Linked DNA regions of Mus musculus: region 1 is linked to region 2. Evidence: chromatin contacts called from ENCODE POLR2A ChIA-PET data. All regions are on one chromosome and are shown on one strand. Each heading gives the region's core, a stretch centred on a gene start or an enhancer-like site at or near the end of the contact. The rest is flanking DNA. Distances are from core to core; before and after follow the strand shown.

The links. ChIA-PET counts read pairs that join two places held with the same protein, here RNA polymerase II (POLR2A).
Region 1: POLR2A ChIA-PET joins it to region 2 with 24 read pairs in Patski. The contact joins the promoter of Fzd5 here to the promoter of Plekhm3 in region 2. POLR2A ChIA-PET finds 5 or more read pairs at or near these places in 4 of 5 experiments (Patski and embryonic stem cell).

Annotation. Positions count from the first base shown.
Region 1 is chr1:64,734,832-64,741,724 of GRCm38, forward strand. Fzd5 (frizzled class receptor 5) reads right to left here and starts at 2,919. Exons shown (of 2, transcript NM_022721.3): 1 at 2,302-2,919; 2 at 1-2,022. The coding sequence starts at 1,769. The coding sequence ends at 12.
Region 2 is chr1:64,954,007-64,961,385 of GRCm38, forward strand. Plekhm3 (pleckstrin homology domain containing, family M, member 3) reads right to left here and starts at 2,818. Exons shown (of 8, transcript NM_001039493.1): 1 at 2,689-2,818. Gm51627 (predicted gene, 51627) reads left to right here and starts at 2,573. Exons shown (of 3, transcript NR_165472.1): 1 at 2,573-2,821; 2 at 6,315-7,379.

The DNA.
Region 1 (6,893 bases), core at 1,669-4,168, 220 kb before region 2:
TCCAGGCCTTCCTATACGTGCGACAGGGACACTTGCTTGTGGTATGCGGCGGTGGGGCCAGGCGGCCCGGTCCTGCCGGTGAGCGCGGCGCTGGCCTCCGCATAGTCTCCTGCGGCCATAGCGCCACCGCTCTTGTGGCCCCGCCGAGAGCTGCAGCAGCAGCGGCTGGTGAACCGCCGCCAAGACTCCAGAGTCTTGCCGGACCAGATCCAGACTCCCGACGTGATGCCCACCACCAGGCACATGAAGTACTTGAGCATGAGCACCCAGTACTCGGGTTTGGCGCGTGGCTGGCCAGCGTCCGGTCCCGGACACGCGCAGGTGAGGGCTGCCTCCCAGCTCTCCCGGTAGTGCTGCTCATACAGGTAGCAGGCCACCACGATGCTGGCTGGCACCGTGTAGAGCAGGGTGAAGATGCCGATGCGGATCATGAGCTTCTCTAGCTTGTCCGTCTTAGTGCCACCCTGCTTGATGACGCTCCGGATGCGGAAGAGTGACACGAAGCCTGCCAGAAGGAAGAGCGTGCCCACCAACAGGTACAGCACCAGTGGGCCCAAGACAAAGCCTCGTAGTGAGTTCAGGTTTTGGTTGCCCACATAGCAGATGCCAGCCACTGGGTCCCCGTCCACCGAGCTCAGTGCCAGCGCCGTAATGGACTTGACACTGGGGATGAGCCAGGCAGCAAGGTGGAAGTACTGTGCATAACCTGCGATGGCTTCATTGCCCCACTTCATGCCAGCCGCCAAGAACCAGGTGAGCGACAGGATGACCCACCAGATGGAGCTGGCCATGCCAAAGAAATAGACTAAGAGGAAGACAACCGTGCACAGCGCAGGGCCGGTAGTCTCATAGTGAATGTGGCTGTGCTCACGGCTGCAAGCGACGCTGGCATGGCCCACTACCAGGCGCACCAAGAATCCCAGTGACACACACAGGTAGCACGCAGACAAGAAGATGATGGGGCGCTCAGGGTAGCGGAATCGTTCCATGTCAATGAGGAAGGTGGCAACGGTGGTGGACGTGGAGATGAAGCACAGCACAGACCACAGGCCAATCCAGAAGGTGGCGAATGTGCGCTCGTCCGGGCTGAAGGACGGCTGGTAGCAGGGCACCGCGCAGTTGGGCACTTGGCCGGTGCGCACCTTGTTGTAGAGTGGGTGTGACTCCTTCAGGATGGGCACGAAGGGCTCGCGGCACGTGCACACGGATGGGCCTCCCGAGGGGCACTCGCCCCCGGAAGATGGCGCCCCTGGTGGTCCTGGGAGTGTAGGTTTGGCCGGGAAGGACTTAGGGGACGCGGTGGTGGCTTCGCTTCGGTTATAATCCATACACAGAACCTCGGCGTCGCCGCCCAGCACAGGGAGGCGGTCGCAGCTCATGCGCTCGGGCCAGGCGAAGCCGTACTGGCGCATGAGCGGCGAGCAGCCGGCCTTGGCGCGCTCGCACACGGAACGGCACGGTGGTAGCGGCTTGTGGTAGTCAGGCAAACAGATGGGCGTGTACATAGAGCACAGGAAGAAGCGCAGGTCCGGTGAGCAGTGGATCTCCACAAGCGGCCAGAATTGGTGCACCTCCAGGCCTGCTTCGTCCTGCGTGTCATGGTTGAACTGGTTGGGCATGTGCGTCAGGTTGTAGCCGATGCCTCGGCACATGGGCACCGTGATTTCCTGGCACACCGGGGCCTTGGAGGCGGCCGCTGCCCGGCCCACCAGCTGCGCCAGCAACAGCAGCAGAAGAGAGGGAGGCGCAGACGGGTCGGGTCGAGCCATCGTCTCCTTCTTCCCTTTGCCTCCCGCTGCCTGAGAGGGTCTGCGTTGGCCGACGAATCTGCGGCCGGGGCTTCCCTCTCCGGAGTCTTGAGTGTGACGCCCGGGCTGGCAACCTGTTGGTTTCTTTTTCTCTTAAAGAAATCCGTCCAAAGATAAACTGTTTCTGGAAGGCGCTGCCTCCGCCGGCAGCACTCAGTTCCACACCAGATAGGGCTGGAGGGATGATTAGGGCTCCGACTCCAAGGACAGAACTCTTAAAAGAGAAGGTAGGGGAAAAGAAAAATCGCAACCACTCCTCTTAGAGGAGCGCCAACCACTTGGTCTCCGCAAACCAGCTCCAATCTCAAGATTAACTCCTTTCCTCCCCTCCTCCTAGAACCAAACTTCAGACGCCCCCACCCCCTCCACCCCACTGCCCGCGCCCGCCTCTCTTTTCTGGCCCGGCCCTGCAGGCTGTGCCTGGGGCCAGAGAGCTCAGTCCCCGAGATGGGGGCAGAGGAACCGGGTGAACTGGGAAGACGCGGGCTCTCACCTCGGAGGATCCTGCTGGGCGGCAGATGTCTGCGACCAGCCGGGCTCCTCAGTCGCGCGACTCCGAATCGGGCCAGAGCTGGGAAAGTTTAACGACAAGCTAGGTACCTGTGGCGGCGACACATGGCAGCAGGTGGAGGGCGTTTCAGAGAGCAGGGCGCCCCTCGACCATGGGCGGCGCGGGCCGGTCACTCGCCTTCTCTTCCTTCGGGGCCCCCTGCATGATTCGGGCAGAGCAAGGCAGGGGCAGGCCGTGCCTTCCACCGGCGTCCCGGGGCCGGGACGAAGGGCAAGGGCGCCGGGCAGCACTTGAACTGCGCGGAGGGGTGCGGCAGCCGGAGGGGACCCCGCCACCTCACAGCACAGCGAGCAGCCAGCGCTGGTCGGGCGGGGACTGCATAGTCCGCACCCGCCGCCGCGTCCCGCCAGCCGCTCGCCGCCTCCCCTGCAGGGGGCTCCGCGCTCCAGCAGACTCCGGGGGGCGGTGGCGGCGCTCTCGGGACGCGCCCCGCTCGGCTCCTCCCCCGCGCTCTCGCACTCTTTCGCCCACCTCCAGGGAGCTCCGAGCTGTGCGCGACGGCAGAGGACAAGTCGCGGCCGCAGGCTGACTGCCCTCTCCCGCCCCGCCCGGGTCACCTGCCTCTAATGCCCGCCGGGAGGCCCCGCCCCGGGACCGCCCCTCCCGCCCCCTCCCGCCCTGCCCCGAGCTGGGCCGTCCCACGAATCGCTCTCCGGGTCCCCGCCCACCGCCCCGCTGTCCTGGCCTCTCCGCGAGCGCCCCGCGGCCCCGCCCGGAGCGGGCAGCGGAAGAGCGTCGGCCAATAGTGGACCGGGAAGTTACGAGGGCGGGGTCAATGCTAATGAGTCCTCCCAGAGAACCCGGGCGGGAAACCTGGCCCCAAGTCCTTCTGGAGTTCTCTGCGGTGGTTCACCAGGATGGTGCTCACTTTCCTGAGGGCTCTGTTCTCTGAACGCCGGCTTCCAGGGCCTCCACCAGGCCACCTCTCTCCAGCTGAGTGTCCTTATCGAGGTCTGGCGCTTGTTTAAAGGGATGAGAGGTCAATTCGGTTGTGCCACCTGTCCTCTTTCTAAGCTGCCTTGTGCTAGGTGACAGACGTGCTAGTACTTAATGAGCAACCTCGTGTTAGTTAATCGTTTACACCTTGATACGCGATCTGGATACCGTAGGATTCTGAGGCCAGAACACCTCAGAACTTGACCTACACAGCTGAGCTAACAAGACAGCAGAGACGTTGACAAACTTGTGCCCCTCCCTGTGCGAGCTCCTGGCACACAATAGGCGCTCTGACCTGGAATCCCAAACCAGAAGCTGGGCAGCAGAGTTCACAATCTTTACCACTCACCCCTCCCTTAGAAATATCGATATTTCCCAGGCTTTGCCCTTTTATATATAACAAAATCTTGTCCTTGTGACAAGAGAATGAATTTCTTTCCAGTTTTGGAAGTCTCTAGAGACGTTAGTCCTTAGCAGTTGCGGTTTATAATCCCTGGCAGATCCGAATTTGCCCACAGAGAAAAACTCTTGAACTGGAGCAGTGTACAGCTCAGGGTGCTTGGTCCCCCAGGGTTGGCTGCTGTGCACTCTGGCGAGGTTGAGACCGGATAACCGGGGCGTACTGGGGCAGTGGGAACCGTGAAAAGACCTGCTGCGCACAGTCAACGCAGGGACACGCAGTGGCGCTCTCCTGATGGGTTAGTATACTCCAAGTTTTAAATGTCCCACAAATGCCTCTCTTCTACGAGTTCTAATTAGGCTGGGAGACCGAGGTGTTTAGCATGCTTGAAATTCGTTCACACGCTTATGAAGAGGCTTTAAATTGTAGACTGCTCCTTCACTCCTCCTTCCGCTGGGGGAGGGGAGTGGGAGGGATTTGAAGTAGGGGAGGGCATAGGAGTACTTGAAGGACTCTGAACTGGCCTCACTGACTGAGATCTGTTGGGTTGTTATTGTCTTCTGTGCCGTCTGTACGGGCTGAAAAGCCATCTTCAGTTTATCAGCAAGGCGTTGTGGAGGCTAATGAAACTCCGTGTTTAATCTCAGACATCACAGCTAAATGTTTATAATGTATATTGCTTCATTCCCTAGAATTCTACCTCTTTTATTATTCTATCTCCCTAGAATTTAATCTCTTTAGTTCTTAGTAACTGCTTGGCCCTCGGGGTCTAGAAACATCCCGGGCTAAGAATTATTGGAGGGGTGAAAAACTATAGCACACCAGTCAGATAAGGAAGGACCCGTAGTGGAAAGTATGTCCAGCCTGCCGACATGCCAAGGGAGGCTGCTACACTTTATGTGCTGTGTATGTTGCTGCGATGGACAAGTGTTGGCTAATAATAAAAATTATTTGGAAGTTGGAGAATGTAAACTACTCACACTGGAATTCACCCAGGAACCTTGGGTTGTTCCACTTGGTTCTGCCTAGACCATTACTGTCTTACTGCTCTGTCAACCTTCCTTAACAACAAAAATCTGACTTTTGCTTAGAGATCCCAAGTAGTTACAGTAGTAATGGAAGGGAACGTTGGCTGGGTGTGGTGGCTCAGACCTCTAAATCCAACACTCTATAGGGGGACAGCAGGAAGATTCTGAGTTTGAAGACAACCTGGGCTACACTGACAGTCTGTGTTTCAAAACAAAATCCAAAAAAGGTGACAAAGTAAACGTGTATCTTTTTTTGTGTGTGTGTTGTTTTAGTTTTTGCTTTCCCACATATATTACTTAAAGGTTATTTTAAGATATGCTGATTGGGGCTGGAGCTCAGCAGTTAAAGAGCATTGTGTGCTCTTTCAGAGGACCTGGGTTCAGTTCCCAGTACCCACACAGTGGCTCACAACCATCTGTACAATCCCAGGAGAGCTGGTCCTTCCTCTCTTATACCCTTCATGGCTGCCATGCATAGACCTGGTACACATGCATGCATGCAAGCAAAACATTCATACACCTAAAGATAAATCTAAAAACAGAATAGTTTTTTTAAAGTATGCTGAGTACTTAACATACCTCAGGCAGGCTGCTAAATATTTTGCCTCGTTTAATGCTTGGAATAATCATATACAGAAACTGTCACCAGAACAACTCATTGGGTTTATTGGGTGTAACTAGTCCACAAAAAGGGTAGCAGTCGATATTTCTTATACTTCATTATTATTACAGTTAATAACAATGCGGTACAATTGTAAATTACTAAGAGTAGACTTTAAGTGTTCTTATCACAACACACACAAAGATAAGTATGTGGGCTAGAAATGCAACTCATTTAGTTACCTATCGAACACAAAGACCCAGGTTCAATTCCCAATACCACCTAAAACTAGGCATTGTCCTCATGCCTATAATCCCAGGATTTAAGAGGTGGGGCCTGGAAGGTCAGAAGTTCAAAGTCATCCATCATCGACTGCGATCAAGTTGGAGGCCAGCCTGGGTTACAGGAAACTTAAAAAACAAAAACAGAAACAGAAAACAAAAGAAAAAAGACCCATGTGTTACATATGCTAAAATAGTTTGAATTAACCATCCCAGCAGACATAGCTATATCTAAGCAGCAGGATGTAGTCATAAACATATACAATTTGTACTTAATCAATTTAAAGAGTTCTTTCCGGCCTAGAGAGACGGCTCAATCAAAAAGTCCGTTCTCTCAAGCATAAGAACTCCCAACACCCACTAAAAGCTGCAAATGGTGAATGCCAATAATCCCAGCACTGACGATTCCTCGGGCTTGTTGGCCTGCCAGTCCAGTGGTATCAGTGAGCTCCCGTTTCAGTAAGAGACCCTGTCTCACAAAGCAACAGAGGAAGACACTCACCACAGGCTTCCAACCTCCAAGTGAGCTTGCGCACATAAGAATAAACCCACCCACATGAACATGTGCACACAGTAAATACATAGTTTAATTTAAACTTAATTTTTATTGTTTTTGTTTGTTTGTTTGTTTGTTTGTTTTTTGGTTTTTTGAGACAGGGTTTCTCTGTATAGCCCTGGCTGTCCTGAAACTCATTTTATAGACCAGGTTGGCCTCGAACTCAGAAATCTGCCTGCCTCTGCCTCCCGAGTGCTGGGATTAAAGGCTTGTGCCACCACGCCCAGCTTTAAACTTAATTATTAAAATTCCCTTTAAAGTGCAAAATTTTTCTTCTGAGGTTCAATTTATTATACAAACAATTAGAATACTTTTTTTAAAAGTACCAATTGTGTGTGTGCAGCACTGGAGATTGAACCTAGGGTCTTGCACATCCTACGCAAGTTCTCAGTCACTGAGATAGACACTCTATCAGCCCATACAAATATTTCAAATTCAATTTTATTTGTTATTAGTACTGTAGGTATGTATCCTGGTTCGAGTATGCCATGGTGCTGTGTGCCAGTCAGAGCTCTCTTTCTACCCGGGTTCCAGGGTTAAACTCGGGCTAATGGTTTTGCATGCCAAGCTCTTTTGCCTGCTGAGCCATCTCATCAGTCCGAAGATAACATTTTTTATTGGGTTTTTTTGTTTGTTTGTTTGGTTGGTTGGTTGGTTGGGTTTTTGGGGGGTGCTTTTGTTTTTGTTGTGGTGGTTTTTTTGTTTGTTTGTT
Region 2 (7,379 bases), core at 1,568-4,067:
GTTATGAGGCACCAAGCAAAATGACAGAACAGAAGGACCCAGAGCCCCACAACCCCCTTGGGTTGACCTCTTGACTTCTAGTGCTCATAAGTCCCATCCTTTCAAAATGCCTCTAAAGAGACCGAGGCTTTAACACAGAGGCCTTGAGAATATTCCATAATAATAGTGTGCTTAAGTTTTTTGTCCATTTTCTGCTAGATTCTATTTTACTTTTCTATTATGACACAACAAATTTTTACACTAAGTTGCTTTTTAAAAATACTTCTTATCTCATAGTCACTAAGGTGTTGGCTCAGGTGGGCTGGACTCTTATCTAGAAATTCTGGTAAATAGTCCAAATTCAAAGTCATCTGGATTGTTGACAAAAATCCTGGTTTTGGTAACTTCCTGTTGGTTGTCAGCCAGGGGGCCACTCTTGGTAGTTTTACACCTTCCAAATTCCTCAAGGCTACCTAGAGTCCTCAGCAATGATATCGTCCATCTTCAAATCAGCTACAGTATGTTGAGTCTTCTTGATTTCCCAGTCATAGAAAGCTCTACACTTTTATGGGAACTCTTCAATTAGATCCACCTTGACAACCTCTCCACTCTAATCTCAAGTGTGTCATGTACTATAACATACATAGTCAGGTAGACATGACTTCTGTGATGGTTGTGAGGATTAGAGGAAAACACAAAAACAAAGTTAGCAGAAGGTCGTGATGGAGCTATGCCTGTCCCAGAGTCTTGGGTGTCAAATTAACAATGTGTCTGCAGGTTTTCTGATAAACCTCCAGTGCGTGAATCTACCAAATAAAACACCACAAGCCATCGTACTGTCACAGCACTAAAGGCAAGCGTGAGTGAGGCTGCTGTGTGGCAATAAAGAATTCTGAGCATATAATGTTGTGAACACTGATACCTGAGCCATTTTAATTGTGGCAAAATACTCAAAACATAAAATTTACCATGGTAACCACTAAGCCAAGCATTGTCATGCAGCCCAACCCCCACTGGTCTTTCATCTTGCAGTCCACCCATTCAACAAGAACTTCCCCCTCATGCCGGGCGTGGTGGCACACGCCTTTAATCCCAGCACTTGGGAGGCAGAGGCAGGCGGATTTCTGACTTTGAGGCCAGCCTGGTCTACAAAGTGAGTTCCAGGACAGCCAGGGCTATACAGAGAAACCCTGTCTCGAAAAACCAAAAAAAAAAAACAAAACAAACAAAAACAAACAAACAAACAAACAAAAAAAAGAACTCCCCCCTCCACGCCTTCCCGAACACTTGACAATTATTCATCTGCTTTTCAGTAGTGGAATATTTTAATTTGATATACTCATCAAACACTTATTCTAGGTACTGTTCCAGGGGCTTTAAAAACATCAAGTGGCACATGCCTTTAATTCCAGCAGAGGCAGGTGGATCTCTGTGAATTCAAGACCAGCCTAATCTACATAGCAATTTCCAGGCTAAACAGGGTTACATAGAGAGACTCTCTCAAAAAAAACATACATATTTAATAACTCATTGAATCTTTGATGAGGTGGCTATTATTCCCATTCTACAGATTAGGAAACAGCTAAATTGAGTAAACTTTCCAGGATGACGAAATGAGAAAGTGACCAAACAAGAATTTAAGCTGAAGTAAGCTTTCAGGATCTTGCCAGAACAATAGCATTGTTAAAGTACTTACTATAAAGACAAACACACAAGTTATTGATGTTATTTCTTGGTACATGACATTTACACACTTCGTGTCAATTTAACCTAATACTTGACTCCTAGTGAAGTTAGATTATGTTACCAAGGTAACACATGTATATTGACCTTTTAAAGACCTCATTTTTGCTATGGTATTTCTTTAAGTAAATGAAATAAAAACTACTTGGTGTTTTAAGCAACCACTTATAACGTGTACTATTCTATAATGCTGTATAAGTACAAGTCACAATTTATTATGATTTGTTGAAAATATTTTACAGGAAAAACCCAGAAGTTTCTTTCTAGTTCCATGGATCAAAGAAAAAAAGGGGAGGAACTAAATAACATTTACAATAATATATCTCAATCTTTTTAACCTGTAAAGGCGCCTTGCTTTGCAAACTATACATATAAGCCCAGCCTCTATTTGTCTTCTGAAATCAGAATTTTTTTTCCAGCTTAAGGGCCTGAGGACTCCTTATCTTGTTTTGTTTGTTTTGTTTTTGTTTTCTAGCTTAATAAGCTTTTCATACAAGACCAATCTATCATTAGTCCTGTACTGTCATTTACTATACATTCAAAATGGGCTCAGTCAATAGAAAGAACAAACGTAGCGTTTCTCTGGGGCTAAAAGCTCTACTGGGGTTTGGTTTCTATGATCGCTGGGGAGGGGTTACTAAAAACAACGCAGAAACAGGATCACCTTATTCAACTACTTTCTAATTTGCGTTACTTGATTCACAAAAAATAAACACCAGGTCATGTCTTCCTCCTCACTTAGCCACCCACAAATGAAGTGCTATCCCCAGCGCGAAATACAACAGAAAGCGGTGCGTGGGAAGAACCCCGGCGACCCCGGGGAGCTCCGGGGATGCGTCATCCCGTCCCCCTCCCCGCCCAAGGCCGCCGTGAGGAGGATGCTCACCGCGGCTCTGGTCCCTTCTCCCCTGCGGCCTGCAGCCGACCCCCGGCAGGACCCCGACCCGGGCAGCCCGCCCTCCTCACCGCCAGCGACTGCGCTCCAGCTGCCGACCATCCCGGCCCGGCTCTGTTTACAAGCGGCTTCTCGCGGTCCCACGCCCAAAAGCTTCCCCGCGGCAGCCCGGCAACAGGATCCGATTACACAGAGTTCCAGCCGGTGAGGACCGGTCCCTCCTACGGGAGGAGCAGGCGGTCGGGCGGGGCCTGACCTCCTTATCTTATTGTTTGCTTTACAGCCTTTATCCCAGGCTTGGTCCCTTCCACGTTCTTCCCAAGACCGAGGATGTTTGCAGTTAAAACTGTCACTTGGAACCTACCAGGGCAGGGCCAGCTAGCAGCAGTTGCTAAGAATAAGAGAATTTCTCAGAAATAATGCTTTCCAAACATAGGAATGAACTGCTTGTCATCTTTGGATAGGTGCACGAACTGCTTTTCATCTTTAGTTAGGTTCACGGTTTTAAAGGATGTGGTTGAGGGGAAATGTCTCTAACCTGGCTGTGGATTCCTAGTCTAGCAGCTAGGGCTTAGGGAAGGGCAAGAAGTCACCTCTCCTGAGGTCTGCTGGTAACCAGCCACTTTGCAAAGACGTGCAGTTCCGGTTGGATGAATCTTCCTTTCAGTTTTCAGTCTTAATTTGCCATCACAGCATACTTCTTAGTCGGTTTTTTTTTTTTTTTTTTTTTTCAATTAAGCTTAGTAAGAGAGGGGCGGGGGCGGGGTAGCACACACTTTTAATCCCAGCACTGGCACTGAGGAGGCACAGGCAAGTGAACCTGTGTGAGTTTGAAGCCAACCTGGTCTACACAGAGAGTTCCGGGCCAACCAGAGCTACAGGCTTTGTCTCAAAAGCAAAAGCAAGCCAAGCAGTGGTGTCACAAACCTTTAATCCCAGCACTCAGGAGGCAGAAGCAGGTGGATCTCTGTGAGTCTGAGCCCCTCCACCCTTGTCTACAGAGTGAGTTCCAAAACAAAACAACAACAAAAGCAAACAAAGCACAAACAAACGCGTGTAAGTCAATGACCAGTATCCATATTCTGTTTAAAAATGGAGAGAATTAGGACTCAACAGGATATATAATATTTTTTTTGAAAGTCAAATCTTTAAAAAGTACAGAATCAAATTGTGATTGGTTGAATAGATTTGGCTCCCATAGACTCATGTTTCAATGCTTGGCCATAAGGAATGGCACTATCAGAGGTGTGACCTTATTGGAGTAGGTACATTCTTGTTGGAGGAAGTGACTGCTACTTAAGCCGGCTTTGAGATTGCTGTATACTAAGGTATAGGTATATTAAGCTCTGCCCAGTATGGAATCAGAGCCTCCTCCCAGCTGCCTGAAGTAGACTGTCTCCTTCTGGTTGTCTTGGCATCTAGATGTCGAACTCTTGGGTCTTCCAGCACTTGCCTGTACACTGCAAAGTTCCTGCCATAATAATAATGGACTGAACTTTTGAAGCTGTTAAGCCAGCCCCCAATTAAATGTTTGTCTTTATGAGAGTTGCCTTGGGCCGGGCGTGGTGGCACACACCTTTAATCCCAGTACTTGGGAGACAGAGGCAGGCGGATTTCTGAGTTCGAGGTCAGCATTTCTGAGTTCGAGGTCAGCCTGGTCTACAAAGTGAGTTCCAGGACAGCCAGGGCTATACAGAGAAACCCTGTCTTGAAAAAAACCAAAAAAAAAAAAAAAAAAAAAAAAAAAAAAAGAGTTGCCTTGGTCATGGTATCTCTTCACAGCAATGAAAATTCTGACTAGGACAGAAGTAGAGATATGTTTGTCTAACTAAAACACAAATTCATAACATATAGCTTCCCAAATATTTACTATATAAAATTCCAAATATAGTCCGTAGTCAGGAGACTAAAAGACACTGAAACAAGAAACACAATAAAGTAGTTACGATTTTTACCCTTGTTTAAAAAAAGATGATTCCAGCATCATCTGTACTGGAACTTCATTACTGAAAGCAAATTCAGAGTGTAACAACTTAGATTTAAGAAAACAAACCCAAACATTTATTGTCTTTAAATCTATGTTTGTGAAATGACTGAATTTACTTCTGATCACTAACACAGGAATCCAATAATTCCATCTGAGAAGCTGTTGACTTCTGGGCTAGTCAACATCTGGGAATATTTTGTTCTTTTAAATTCAAAATAGTTACATTCACATCAGCACTCAAAAGGCAGTCAGCTGCTGCCTTTGTCACTATGTTAATAGACTGTGTTTTTAGAGAAGTTTTAGGTTCTCAGAAGAGTCCTCACAGACTTCTTGCCACTGCATATGAACCACCTCCCTACATCCGAGCATCCTGCATCACAATAGGACATTCATTATCATCTATGAACCTCTGCAGGTGAATGGTTAGTTTACAATTTGCATTAGGGTCACTATGTTTACCTACGTTTTATGCTATCATCCAGAAAGGCTTCTCTTTGAGCAATCAGAAACATTTTTTTTTTTTTTTTTTTTTTTTTTTTTTGGTTTTTCAAGACAGTGTTTCTCTGTATAGTCTTGGCTGTCCTGGAACTCACTTTGTAGACCAGGCTGGCCTTGAACTCAGAAATCCACCTGTCTCTGCCTCCCAAGTGCTGGGATTAAAGGCGTGCGCCACCATGCCCCGCAATCAGAAACATTTTAATAGAGAATAGAAATGCCTAGGTTCATCTAATATAACCATTGTCCACAGCTACTTTCTTATTTAAAGACTTGTAGTGGCCTTCCATATACTAGCAGGGAGAGTTCAGACTGCATACCTCTCTACCCACTGCCATTTACTTGGAGATAGATGCTTCGTTTTCCCTTTAGTTGGCACTCATACTCACTTAGGAAGCTTGTGCCTACCTCCAAATCACAATGTAAGTATGTAGGAAATGCTAAGCACATCCTACTCTCTATGGTATCTTCCTCTCGGTCATGGTGGTTGATCCAAGGACGGGCATTTGTGTAAGTTACTTTGCTATGGGCAGATATATGACAAAAAGTAATTTTAGAGGGAAAAGGGTTTGTTTGGTCCTGTAGTTCAAGGGAATACAGTCTAGACTGGCAGGGAAGAATGAGAGAGACAGCCACATTGTATATGCAGTAAGTGAGAGAGAGGACAGTAAATGGGGCTGGGCCAAGAAACCTTAAGACCCACCTCCACTGACCCACTTCCTCAAGCAGGACCCACCTCACATCCTTCCTTCAACTGTGGACTAGGTGTTTAAATACATGAGCCTACGGGGAGGGGGCCATTTCCCATTCAAAACACAATAGTATGTGACCTAAACAGAGCCATTCCCTAAAAATTTCCTATTTGAAACTTTGTAACAAATCGTGCCTATTGGCTCACAGGGCTGGAAGGAAGCAGGTTGGAGGTTTTTGGTGGCGGGATTTCCTATCTCATAGAGAATGTCTCTCTGAGGAAGGAAGAAGGAATGTTGGATGGAGTAGGAGTAGCTCAATGGAGACTTGGGGTTGAAGAGAGTGGGAAGCCAAGAAAAAAGCCTTACCTGAGCCCCCCAAATCTCCTTCTGTCTGAACTAACCTTACTCTATGTCACTGATTGAACCTGTGCTTGCTCATTTATAAGTAGAAGTGTAACTGATAGACCGCCTTTCCTGGCGTATCTCCAGCATATACTTCTTTCTTCACATAATCTGTTATTAGACGCGTTCTCACGACCGGCCAGGAAGAACACCACAGACCAGAATCTTCTGCGGCAAGGCTTTATTGCTTACATCTTCAGGAGCCAGAGTGCAAGAAGCAAGAGCGAGCGAGAAGCAAGAGAGAGAGAAAACGAAACCCCGTCCCTATTAAAGAGAATTCTCCTTCGCCTAGGACGTGTCACTCCCTGATTGGCTGCAGCCCATCGGCCGAGTTGACGTCACGGGGAAGGCAGAGCACATGGAGTGAAGAACCACCCTCGGCACATGCGCAGATTATTTGTTTACCACTTAGAACACAGCTGTCAGCGCCATCTTGTAACGGCGAATGTGGGCGCGGCTCCCAACATCTCCCCCTTTTCTTTTAATAAGAGCAAATAGGCCACCCATATTAATGAGAGTGGAGATAGAGGTCAAATCCCCAGTGTGTAGGTAAAGGAGCCATGTACAGGATTAGCTCTTAGGCTCACAGGCTTTTACCCAGAGCAACCCTGACCTGCTCCCGTGTCGTTTTGCCTGGGGGAAGGGAACTAGGACACTGAACCTTCATGAAAGATGACATGTCTCCCTAGAATAGGCTCATATATGCCGCAGAGCCTCTCCATTGCAGTGCTTAGCCGTGCAACTCTCTCGGGCTGCTGAAGCACACTCACTCTATCCCGTGCAATGAGTCTAGCCTCGTGAGATATAAGAGCTGAGTGGCCAGCGACCTATTGCCTAAGCATAGATAACCATATATCAGGGGGAGCACTATGTTCTAGAGCTGCAAGCGCCTGGGCAATAACCACCTTGTCTCTCCTAGTTTGGGCCTTAAGCTTACAGACCAATCAAAGAAGCAACACTAATCCACAGCAAAGTGTATCTCCAAATAATATTAATCCCACCCATTTTTTAAAGAAAGAAAATGCTGAGGAGATCCAATTGGGTAATCCTTTGGTCAGCGACAGGTCCAAGCGCGTGGAGTTGACCTGAAGTCTCAATTCCCGAAGGATCTGTTCAAATTCAGCCATCCAATTCTGTAACATATACTGAAAAAGACTTTTTGACAATTTAGCTGCCCTAGTAAATT